Regions from separate parts of the Homo sapiens genome. Here region 1 is linked to region 2. The links are chromatin contacts, found by Hi-C in ENCODE. All regions are on one chromosome and are shown on one strand. The core of a region is the stretch at or near the end of the contact, and the rest is flanking DNA. Distances in the headings are between cores, read along the strand shown.

Evidence for each region. Hi-C counts contacts between places; a loop is a spot of excess contacts on that map. Pooled maps may share reads with other maps.
Region 1: a loop to region 2 is called in a map of naive thymus-derived CD4-positive, alpha-beta T cell, with 14 times the contacts of the local background. The contact joins two enhancer-like sites. A Hi-C loop is called at or near these places in 2 of 168 maps with a recorded cell type or tissue (endothelial cell of umbilical vein and naive thymus-derived CD4-positive, alpha-beta T cell), 2 of 37 single-sample maps with no recorded cell type and 14 of 50 pooled maps.

What each region holds. Positions count from the first base shown.
Region 1 is chr9:19,172,324-19,178,132 of GRCh38, reverse strand. No RefSeq gene overlaps it. Among named protein-coding and RNA genes, the nearest start is that of PLIN2, 48 kb to the right of the region's middle. Within about 2 kb of position 3,797, at least 3 of the 41 ENCODE cell types and tissues checked have a DNase peak (open chromatin) inside an H3K27ac peak, as active enhancers do.
Region 2 is chr9:18,443,625-18,449,635 of GRCh38, reverse strand. It overlaps a transcript of ADAMTSL1 not described here. Among named protein-coding and RNA genes, the nearest start is that of ADAMTSL1, 28 kb to the left of the region's middle. Within about 2 kb of position 2,280, at least 6 of the 41 ENCODE cell types and tissues checked have a DNase peak (open chromatin) inside an H3K27ac peak, as active enhancers do.

The sequences.
Region 1 (5,809 bases), core at 2,548-5,047, 730 kb before region 2:
TACAAAAAAATACAAAAATTAGCTGGGTGCCTGTAAACCCAGCTACTTGGAAGGCTGAGGCAGGAGAATCACTTGAACCTGGGAGGCAGAAGTTGCAGTGAGCCAAGACTGTGCCATTGCACTCCAGCCTGGGTGACAAGAGTGAGACTCCGTCTCAAAAACAAACAAAAAAGCCGTTAATATTATATTTACATTAGTGATATCATGTCTCACACATAAATAATAAATATATATTGGCTATGAACAATATATTTTTAAGATTCTGGGGCCAGGCACAGTGGCTCATGCCTATAATCCCAGCACTTTGGGAGGCCAAGGCGGGTGGATCACCTGAGGTCAGGAGTTCGAGAACAGCCTGACCAACATGATGAAACCCTGTCTACTAAAAATACAAAATTAGCTGGGTTTAGTGGTGCATGCCTGTAATCCCAGCTACTCGGGAGGCTGAGGCAGGAGAATAGCTTGAACCCAAGAGGTGGAGGTTGTAGTGAGCTGAGATCGTGCCGTTGCATTCCAGTCTGGGCAACAAGAGCAAAATTCTGTCTCAAAAAAAAAAAAAAAAGATTCTGGTCATGAAGGCACTATTGAGAGGTGACAAAGATATATGCATATATGGAAGATATGTACATGACATAAATCCCCACTGTAGTTATCAGTAACTCCACTTTTTTTCTTTTTCTTTTCTTTTTTTTGAGATGGGGTCTCACTCTATCACCAGGCTGGAGTGCAGTGGTACAGTGATATAATCTTGGCTCACTGTAACCTCTGCCTCCCAGGCTCAAGCGATCCTCCTACCTCAGCCTCCCAAGTAGCTGGGACTGTAGGCACACCACACCACATCCAGCTAATTTTTGTATTTTTTTGTAGAGACAGGGTTTTGCCATGTTGCCCAGGCTGGTCTCGAACTCATGGCTTCAAGCATTTCGCTCCCCTTTGGCCTCCCAAAGTGCTGAGATTATAGGTGTGAGCACCGTGCCCAGCCACTAACTCCACCCTTCCAATAGTTCAAGCCAAAAATCTTGGCATCATCCCTAAATCCTCTCTTTCTCTCATACCCCACATTAAAGTATCAACAATATCTGTTGATATTATTTTAAAAATATTTCCGGAATCCAAACCCTTCTCACCACTTCCTTCTATACCACTCTGGTCCAAAGCATCATCTTTTTTCTTTCTTTTTTTTTTTTTTGGAGATGGAGTTTCGCTTTTTCGCCCAGGCTGGAGTGAAGTGGTGCGATCTCAGTTCACTGTAACCTCCACCCCCCGGGTTTAAGTGATTCTCTTGCCTCAGCCTCCCAAGTAGCTGGAATTACAGGCATGTGCCACCACGCCTGGCTAATTTTTGTATTTTTAGTAGAGATGGGGTTTCACCATGTTGGCCAGGCTGGTCTTGAACTCCTGACCTAAGGTGATCCACCTGCCTCGGCCCCCCAAAGTGCTAGGATTATAGGCATGAGCCACCGCGCCCGGTCAGTACTTTCTTTTTGTAGCACTTATCACAATTGTTGGCATATAGTTACCAGGTTATAAGCTTCATGGAGAGTTTGGGTCTGGATTTCTGTTGTATCCCTAGCACTGGTATATAGTAGATACTCAACAAATACTTACCAATGAGTTAATAAATATATCTGCAAGAGTGGTTATAGTATTGTTGTAACTTCCCTTCTACCTCAAAGCTGCTTTTGATTCAACTCCTATCAACAGGTAGGAGAAGTGAGTTCACCATGACTTGTTCTCCATTATGTATACAGTTGTGTCCCCACAATCCTTGTGATGCTAAACATACAAAAGGGGATATATACATGTTTACGGGTTGGTTGATTAAATGATGTGGTTTGATACTCATCTCCTACCTCAACTTTGCCTATTGTCAGATAAGAGGCAAAGAGAAATATTAGGGAAGCAACTCTCAGGTTACAGAGGTCAAAATCTTACTTGGGTCTTTTGAAATGTAGTCTGGCATTCATAGGAATTTGTCTGTTTTTGTCCACTATTGGCCTGAAAAATCAAATACCCTAGGCCAAGACCCTAATTGCCAGTAACTACTATATTATTGAGCATTATAGTATTAAATTCCATGCATGGCCAATATTATACATTATTAGGTTTTAAAGTAATCAGAAAGTATTTGCCCTTTTTTTTTTGCTTTGCAAATGGATGGGTAAATATATTCACTGTTCCTCTCTTCATTGTAGCAAAATCACGACTATATTACAGCATTAATAACTCTCTAGCTGTGTGGCTTTGGGCAAATCATTTCTCTCTGGACATAAATTTCCTTATTGACACAATGAGGAGATTGGATGTAAGGTCTCTTCCAATTCTAACATCTTTTTTTTCTATTTCATTTGATGAAAATTACCACACAAGGCCGGGCACAGTGGCTCACGCCTGTAATCCCAGCACTTTGGGAGGCCGAGGTGGGTGGATCACGAGGTCAGGAGATCAAGACCAGCCTGGCCAAGATGCTGAAACCCCATCTCTACTAAAAATACAAAAATTAGCCGGACGCGGTGGCAGGCGCCTGTAATCCCAGCTACTTGGGAGGTTGAGGTAGCAGAATCGCTTGAACCCGGGGGAGAGAGGTTGCAGTGAGCTGAGATTGCACCACTGCACTCCAGTCTGGGTGACAGAGCAAGACTCGGTAGACTCTGTCTCAAAAAAAAAAAAAGAAAAAAAGAAAAAGAAAAAAGAAAAGAAAATTACCACACAAATTAACTTACCTCTGGCCGGGTGCAGTGACTCACGCATGTAATCCCAGAACTTTGGGAGGCCAGGGCAGGTGGATCACCTGAGGTCAGGAGTTCGAGACCAGCCTGACCAACATGGTGAAACCCCGTCTTTATTAAAAATGCAAAAATTAGCCGGGCATGGTGGTGCATGCCTGTAATCCCAGCTACTCGGGAGGCTGAGGCAGGAGAATCGCCTGAACCCGGGAGGTGAGGTTGCAGTGAGCCGAGATCATTGCCATTGCATGCCAGGCTGGGCAACAAGAGAGAAATAGTCTCAAAAAAAAAAAATTAGCTTACCTCTAATTTATTCAGTTTTCTTCTATGTTCACAGGGAAAAATAAGACTCAAGTTTTCCTTAAATCTGGAGAAACTTTTTTTTAGGTTGTGTATGTGTTCCTACAAGAGAATTTTCTTTGAAAATAAAATACTGGACCAGCCTGGGCAGCCAAAAAACGGAAAAATTAGCCAGGCGTGGTGGCACATGCCTATAGTCCCAGCTACTCAGGAGGCTGAGGTGGGGGGATCATATGAACCCGGGACATCAAGGCTGCAGTGAGCTGTGACTGTGCCACTGCACTCCAGTCTGTGCAACAGAGTGAGACCTTGTCAAAAAAAGAAAGGAAGAAAAAAAGAAAGAAAGAAAGAAAGAAAGAAAAGGAAGGGAGGGAGAGACAGAGAGAAAAGAAAAAGAAGAAAGGAAGGAGAGGAAGAAAGGAAGGAAGGGAGGGAGGAAAAAATAGAGGAAGGAAGGAAGAGAGAAAGGGATAGAAAGAAAGGAAGGAAGGAAGGAGAGAGAATGAAACAAGGAAGGAAGGACGGAAGGAAGGAGAGAGAAAGGAAAGAAGGAAGGAAGAGAGAGAAAGAAAGAAAAAGAGAAAGGAAGGAAGGAAGGGAAAGAAAGAAGGAAAGGAAAAGAAGAAACTGAAAACATAGACTTTTTCCTATTTGGCCATTAGATGTCGCTCAACATCCAAAAAGTAGAAGAAACCAGATGTACACTATAAAGCTCCTGCCCAGTTCCCCCGGGACTGACCCAGTCATACTGGGTGGCTTGCTTAATCGTGTACTGGTATTTGTGTGTCAGTGTCTTGCCACGTATAGCAAAAAATCCCCTTAGCCATCCAGAAAACTTGTTGCCTATATGTCTTATATATGTGTTTATTTATTTATTTATTTAAGGAGACAGGGTCTTGCTCTGTAGCCCAGGTTAGAATGAAGTGGTGCAATTATAGCTCACTGCAACCTTGAACTCCTAGACTCAAGCAATCCTCTCACCTCAACCCAAACATCTCAATTTTATAACTTCTTTTTATTTTTTTCAGACAGAGTCTCTGTTCCCCATGCTGGAGTACATTGACATAGTCACAGCTCACTGCTGCCTCAAGCTCCTGGGCTCAAGTCATCCTCTTGCCTCAGCCTTCAGAGTGGCTGGGACTTACAGGCGCGGGCCACCACACCAGGCTAATTTTTGTGTCTTTTGGAAACATGAGGTCTCCCTGTGTTGTCTAGGCTGGTCTTGAACACCTGCAGTCAAGGGGTCCTCCTACCTCAGCTTCCCAAAGTGCTGGGATTAGGATTGCAGGCGTGGGACACTGCACCTGGCTGATTTTATCACTTAAGTCAACATATAGTTGTTGAACATTTTGGCTGACTACATACCAGGATCAATAAGCTCCATGGCGGAATTCCCCCTCATCCTTCAGGACCTAGATCAAATGCCACCTCCTCTGTGGGACCTTATCTGACCTTCCTAGAAAACTCTTTGTCACAGTACTTTTGTATTGTGTTTGTTTACCCACCTACCTCCCCAAATTCTGGAAAAGATTCCCAATCTTCTTCATAATAAAAGAAATGCACACTAAACTACAAAAAGATGCTATTTTAACTTACATGGTAAATATCAACAGTTCTGATATTTGGTTTAGAATAATAGGCATTCTCATATATTTTTAGTGAGAGTGTACACTGGTTTATGATTACTGTTAATAGAAGACAATTTAGAAATTTCTGTCTTTTTTTTTTTTTGAGACATGGTCTCGCTCTGTCACCCAGGCTGGAGTGCAGTGGCACTATCATGGCTCACTTCAGCCTTGACCTCCTGGGCTCAAGTGATCCCCCAACCTTACTGCCCCCTGCCCCAGGTCCTAGGCTAATAAACAGATGAGATTTGGCATGAGAAGGAATAACAATAGTAGCATGAATGCATTTTTGGCAGACACGAGTTGGGGAAGGGACATGTCCTCCCCTTCCCCGTGATGGGGAGAGGGGTGATGCGAAGTATGACAACCGGCAGGTGGGTGATTAAAGGCCCGCTTATACTGCCAAACACATGAGGGTAGTCCTGCACCAACCACACTAGGCATCTTATCATTCAATCGGCATCCTTTGCCATATCTCTTTTTCCTCTTGGGGAAGAAAAATGTGCTGGCACTCACCACCTTCAGTCCCCTTCATTTTTCAGAATGCTGATATTTATTTATACTTGAGGAGTGCTTTAAAGTAATTTTTTTTTTTTTTTGAGACTGAGTCTTGCTTTGTTGCCCAGGCTGGAGTGCAGTGGCGCGATCTTGGCTCACTGCAACCTTTGCCTCCTGGGTTTAATCGATTCTCCTGCCTCAGCCTCCCAGGTAGCTGGGACTACAAGAGCGTGCCACGCCTGGCTAATTTTTTGTATCTTTAGTAGAGACGGGGTTTCACTGTGTTAACCAGGATGGTCTTAATTTCCTGACCTCATGATCCGCCCGCCTCGGCCTCTCAAAGTACTGGGATTACAGGTGTGAGCCACCGCACCTGGCCATAAAGTAATTTTTAATTGGTTGTATGTTTCACAACCTGCACAGGGAAACTCAGACATCGCCTGCAACTTTCCCATGCAGTAAGTGTTCCAACCTCACATCACATTTCAGTACAGAATCTTTTTTTGTTGTTGTTAAGATAGAGACAGGGTCTCCCTATGTTGCCCAGGCTGGTCTCAAACTCCTGGGCTCAAGGGATCCTCCTGCCTCGGCCTCCCAAAGTGCTAAGATTATAGGCATCAGTCACCAAGCCCTGCCCCAGTACAGAATCTTGAGTGTAAT
Region 2 (6,011 bases), core at 1,031-3,530:
TCTGATATGTGTCTTTGCAATTACAAAGTATTGGAAACAGTATATTTAAAACACAGGATGTGATAATATCATTTTATCAAAATAAAATGTATTGCCAAAGATATATTAGCTATATTTCAATTATCCTAATTATTTCTGAATATATTAAGTTAAACAAGTTTCCTCTAAGAGAAAAACCAACAGATATAATTAATAGTCATATGTTAAGTCTTGGTAAAGCCCTTTAGTATTATACATTCCAGAAAGAAAGAAGGCAAATGGCTCTACGACTGTGTTGGCTCTAATCACTGTTTTACAAATCATTTTGCATGTCAAGCTATTTAGATTTTTAAATATAAATTATATAATTATATTTTTAAATTATATAATAGAGTTGCTAGCTGATAAACTAAATTTAATTTTTGATCATTAATTACTAAGTGATTTTTGACATACAACTCAGAAAAAGTTCAAAGAATTTATGCTATTTCAGAATTCCTCCCTAAATCCCCCCAACTCATGCTTTTTATATAATCAGTGCTCTTCTCACTCACATGAATAAATGCGGAAGTTAAAAACAGGATTTATGAGTAACTGTGTCTCACTCTGGCAAGAAATGTTTATCCACTGATGAACTACTTAAGAGAAAAGAAAACCCCCATATATTTTATTTAGTATTTTCAATAAAGCATAGTATAAAAATTTATATTATTTGTGCTATTATTTGATATTAATAATACTTGAAATAATATATCACTCACATAAATTTTAAACATTCGAGCCTTGTAACCATAGAGCATTTTTTAAAATTAAACTTTAAAATTAAATTTTACTTTCTATATATTTTTTGCAGTAAGGTATACCTGGGCAGCCATACTTTTGGTTCTTTTTTATTTTGCAGAAAGAGGAAAACTTTCAATCATAAAATATACTACGTTATGATAGCATGAGTCTAAAGAGAAAAGAAAATGAGATAAATGTCCAATATATTTACTTTTATGAATAACTGAGTATCTAACTGGCATGGTATTTACATTCTAGCAGAAACATCTACAATTAATATTTATAATTTTCCAGATATAACTTCCTTTGCAACTATTTCAACTTATGATGATGAATTTTAAATGCCAACTTACAAATGTGCCTGTGGTCGATATTTTCTAAATTCTTTTAGGGGTTTAAAAGTAAAAATTTGGAAAGGTAGGTCATGACCTTTATAATTCTTTCCCTTTTCTCCCTGGCAGTTGTGACATTTGGCCCTGATCTCATTGTCCTAGTTTCAAACTTCTCAGTTTGTGGTTACAATAGCAATAATTTTCCCCTGACAGCAGGTGGATGGCTAGCTCATCCAGTGTCCTGTGTCCTTCCCACACTGGCTGGCTGGCAGCAGAACCTTGACTGTCCATGCCAAACTTCTTTCTCCAAGCCTCCTCCTTAACATTCTTCCTGAGCAGCTCAACAAAATCATCATAAAAGAACAAAATACCCAGAGTGGTTCTTAACTGGGTATTCCTAAGTGTATAAAAGAATTTATTACTGAGGCTTGGGGTTTTGTTTATTAATTGATTTTTGTTTTCTCTTGTTTTCTGGGCAAATACTTTATGGCAGAGAGAGAGAGAGAGAGAGAGAAAGAGCGAGAGCGAGCACGCACACAAATCTCTTGTTTTGGTGGTCTTGAAAAGTGTTTTCCAAAGTTTTCAAAGCTTTGGACTGAAACCCATAAACCAAACCAAATTGCTCACATCCCACAAATGCACAACCATGTGTGCTCGACACCTGCAATTTTTTATACATCAAAGTTTGGGCTCTTCTGCATTCAAAGAGCTACTGTCACCAGGCCCCTGAGGGGCATGCATATAGAGAAAGGAAGCAAACTCATTTGGCAGAGAGGCTTATGAGACTCTCCGGAGGAAGGTACTCTATTTCAAGAAAGAATGAACAGCAATAGACATTCAGAAAGGGTCTAGCAAAGAGCTCCCTGAGGACTCTTTAGCAGTGTATGTCCTGCTAAGCCTCCAAACACACACTTATAATTGCGAGACATTTTGTTTTGCATCAGGTGCCTCTAACAGCCTGATTCCCCCATCCAGGACAATGTCATTGCTTTACTTTCTTTTAGTGGTTCTATTTTTGTCCCTTCCTTTTAAATACTGAACTGAGGTATTTGTGAAGTCTCCCTCCCTCCCTCTTCCCCACAGGTTTGGCTCTCATTTTCCCCATTATTTCAATGAGTAATGACACCAAGGGCATGAAGCCAGTCCTACCGGCACTGAACACTTTCCCCTTTCTACAAAATAAAGCAAGCACCAAACCAAACACGGCACAACATTCAGCTTCAGGGATTGTGACACATTTCCAGGCTCTCTTTGCTCTGTAGTAGAATTCTGGCTGTCATTCGGCATTTGGCTTTTTCTCACGGAGCCCTTGAGCAACCTTTATTTACCATGCACACTGACTTTCATTACTATATAATACAGAAAATATTTGCTTCATTATGAAGCCAGCTGAATATTTATTTTGATTTTGTTACTTGTGGTAAACAGAGTTCAAAACACTCTCTGCTACCACTGTTCCAAACTAGTCAAAAACTATGTAAACAACCCACATAGTGATTGTGTGACCCACATTTTGTGATTGTCTCACCTCCCCTTCCAGCACAAGGAAAGTTTTGTTTAAAAAAAAAAATGTTCATGTTAATTTGAAATTTTAAAGCAAGTTTTATCCCTCAAAACTGTCTTCAGTCCACACTTCTGACTGCCTTTATAGGAAATCACGTTACAATGAACTCCTTTCAAGGTACTTTTGGAACCAAACCTTCTCTTTGGATATGGTCCAAGGTAGGCCTAATTCTGTTCTAAGACAAGCACTATTACCCGAAAGTTCAAGAATACTATTTTTTAGATGACATAGGTAAGAACATGTTGAGAAAAACGTGTTTGCACCCAGATGCATTTTATCTGTATGAAGATCTACGTCAAAGGCTTTGCTGATTCTATTTTGTTCTAGGACCAATATGCCTTGTTTCCCTCAAGTTGCTTTAAAAGATTGATTTGGAATGGACCCATTTGGCCTTTTGTATGGTCCAGTTTCTGCACGTTCACATTACAATAAACATGTCAGCCCAATTGCCTGCACAGGCATCCTTGCTGGTTGACATTTTGTGATACTTTTTATAATCTGGTAGAATTCTAATTGATTTTAAAATCAATAAAACCCATACTTGCTTATTTTTGCATTTTAAAGAAACAAAAACAAATTTAGAGTAGCAGAACATTTTTAGTTCATGCCTTTAAATGCTTTCAGAAAACCAAGTATACCAGCACGAATCTAGACTAATATTTATGTCAACATTTTTTTCCCCCAGGCATATCTTCCTACAGAGAATTTGGGAGTGAGATTTAGTTTTCATCTTAGACTTAAGCCCATATATAGAGTTTCTGGAACGTCAATCCTAAAAGATCACTGTGGAGTTTCTTTTTTCCTTTTCCTGCTCTGTAAGACATTTATACCTCTACCTTTCTGCTAGAGGTAATCGCACAATTGAGCTAATGTAAATGTTGTTCAATACAGGAAGAAATCTTGGGTTCTGGGATGAAATCTGGAATCAAACTCTGGGTCCATCGCTTCCTGGTTATATTGTCTTAAGCAGGTTACTAATCTTCATGAACCACAGTTTATTCTATAAAATAGGGGGATGAATACCTACATGATAGGGTAACTATAAGGATTAAATATAAAAATGTTTACAAATATTTGATACAGTATTGTGCATATAGTCACTACTAGCTCCTTATAATTCTTAGTATATTATTCTGATTATTCTGATAATTGTACTTTTTTCACATGACAAAGATTAAATGTAGGTTTTAAAAAATATTGGATTTTCTAAATACATTCAAGTAAAGGTAAACTAAAAATGTTTTATAAAAATTCAACTGATGATAAAAAAATTTTTCAAGATGTCTCCAGTCAAGTAGGGAATCAAATACTTTCAGCATTTTGTATATGAGTCTTGGTTAGTATTTTCTTTTTTGGTGTACATTTGGTAAACTCTTTGTTTATCACAATATTTTTAAGTCTTCAGTTTACCCATCAATAAAATGGAATGACAAAATTTTGAAACCACAGAATAATATAGATACCAAATATTACTATTAACTACCTGTTTTGTAAATATGGGATATTGAAGAACTCTTAAATATACTGTGATTAAAAGATGTACCACAAGGGTATCATTTTGTATGTAGGAATGTAGGTGAACTCTAAAGATTTTGTCTTATCAAGTTCAAGGTTCAATTTATTTTTGCATTAAACAAACAAAGTCAAAGAGTTCATTATCCATGATCTTAATTTTTCCCCAAGGATAAAACATATATTTGATGCTTAATGGTGGTGACAGATTGTTTAGCTCTCAAATCAAAGGCTGTACTTTTAGCGGTGGCAAAACAGATACTGAAGAGAGAAACTGGTTATCACTGTCAGAACAATCGAGAAGAATTTCAGACTTCTTGAGGAGGAAACATCCCCAGCAAGGTAAGTTAATGTGTACATTTATTGTACTGAAGAATATCACAGTGTTTAAGAACTTGAGCTTTGGAGTTCAACTGACTGGGTTTGAATCCTGAATCTATAACATTCTATTTGACCTTAGGCAAATAAGTTACCTAAACTCTCTGACTTTCAGTTTTCTCACCTGTGAAATGAGGGTAATCGTAGTGCCTAAGAAGGCATGCTAAATACTTAGAAAAGGGCCTGGATCAGATTAAGTGCTCAACAGTGTTAGCTGTTGCTGATATTATTAGTCTCTTGGTAAGATACATAGACATATGTCTTTTAATAAATAGGAGGAAAGACATTAAATATGGCATTTCTGCACTTGAACAAAAGTTTTAAGGATGTTGCCATACCCTCCTGCCTGTGTGCCATCCCTTTGGCCTTAACTCGTACTACTATTATTATCTGCATCTGTTTTCCCTTTACCAATTGTTTAAGGTAAAGCAAAAGACATAAACCTGTTCTCAAGGAGTAGAATATTCTTACAATAGAAACTAATGTGTGCACAGGTGAAATACTGAGGATCTGCTTGAGGCCAATCTTCAAGCCTTATGTTTTTATCCTTATAGGCTAAAATTCAAAATAGTAGAGTCTAGTGAAATGTTACATATACGTAATACCCATTTTTCTCTTTGTTCACATGTAAGTCAACATTGGAGAACCATGAATTTTGGAATCAGAAAGACCTAAATTCAAATCCCATATCCACCATTTAGTAACAAACTTAGGCAAGTTATTTAGTCTCTCTGAGCTCCAATGGCCTCATCCATAAAAGGAATATATTACCCATTAGCTCAAAAGATCAATGTGAGGATTAAATAAGATGGCATTTGCCAAGCACCCAGCACAATGCCTCACCCTTAGTAGTTTCTCAATAATTTTTTCTTTTCTCATTCACTGCAAAAACTAAAAAAATAAAGATTCTAAGAATTCTCTAAAACCATGAAGCCATCGTCACACATGCTAGACATCATGGTAAACCCTGCAAGCATTATTTAGTCTATTTTATCCCCAAGTAAAATAACTTCTGACACATCCTCACAAAAACAATATCATTTCTATAGTAAATGCTAGTAACATAGTTGTTCCTCTTACTTAAATGTGAACATAATCTACATCTATGTCATTAGAACACAAGATCATCTCCATCACAGGTACTTATACTTCACAATTTCACCAATTAATAAAAAAATGGTTTACTACTTTATGGTTTAGGTCCATTTCTGTTGTGGCCTATACAGACAATCTATTCAAATGCATGTTGACAATATTATAGTCTATGTACAGAGAAAGTCCTAGCTTTTCTAAGATCGTTTTAACAGAGCTATAATCCATGTACACTGAATTCATGAGTTGGGCCACAAATATACAGCAGATTTCTCCATATCTTTGGGGAGAAACTAAAAGTCAGTACAGTACACACCTAGGCTGAAAAAGGACTGCAAAGTATCCAAACTTTCATTCACCCTGAACTGATT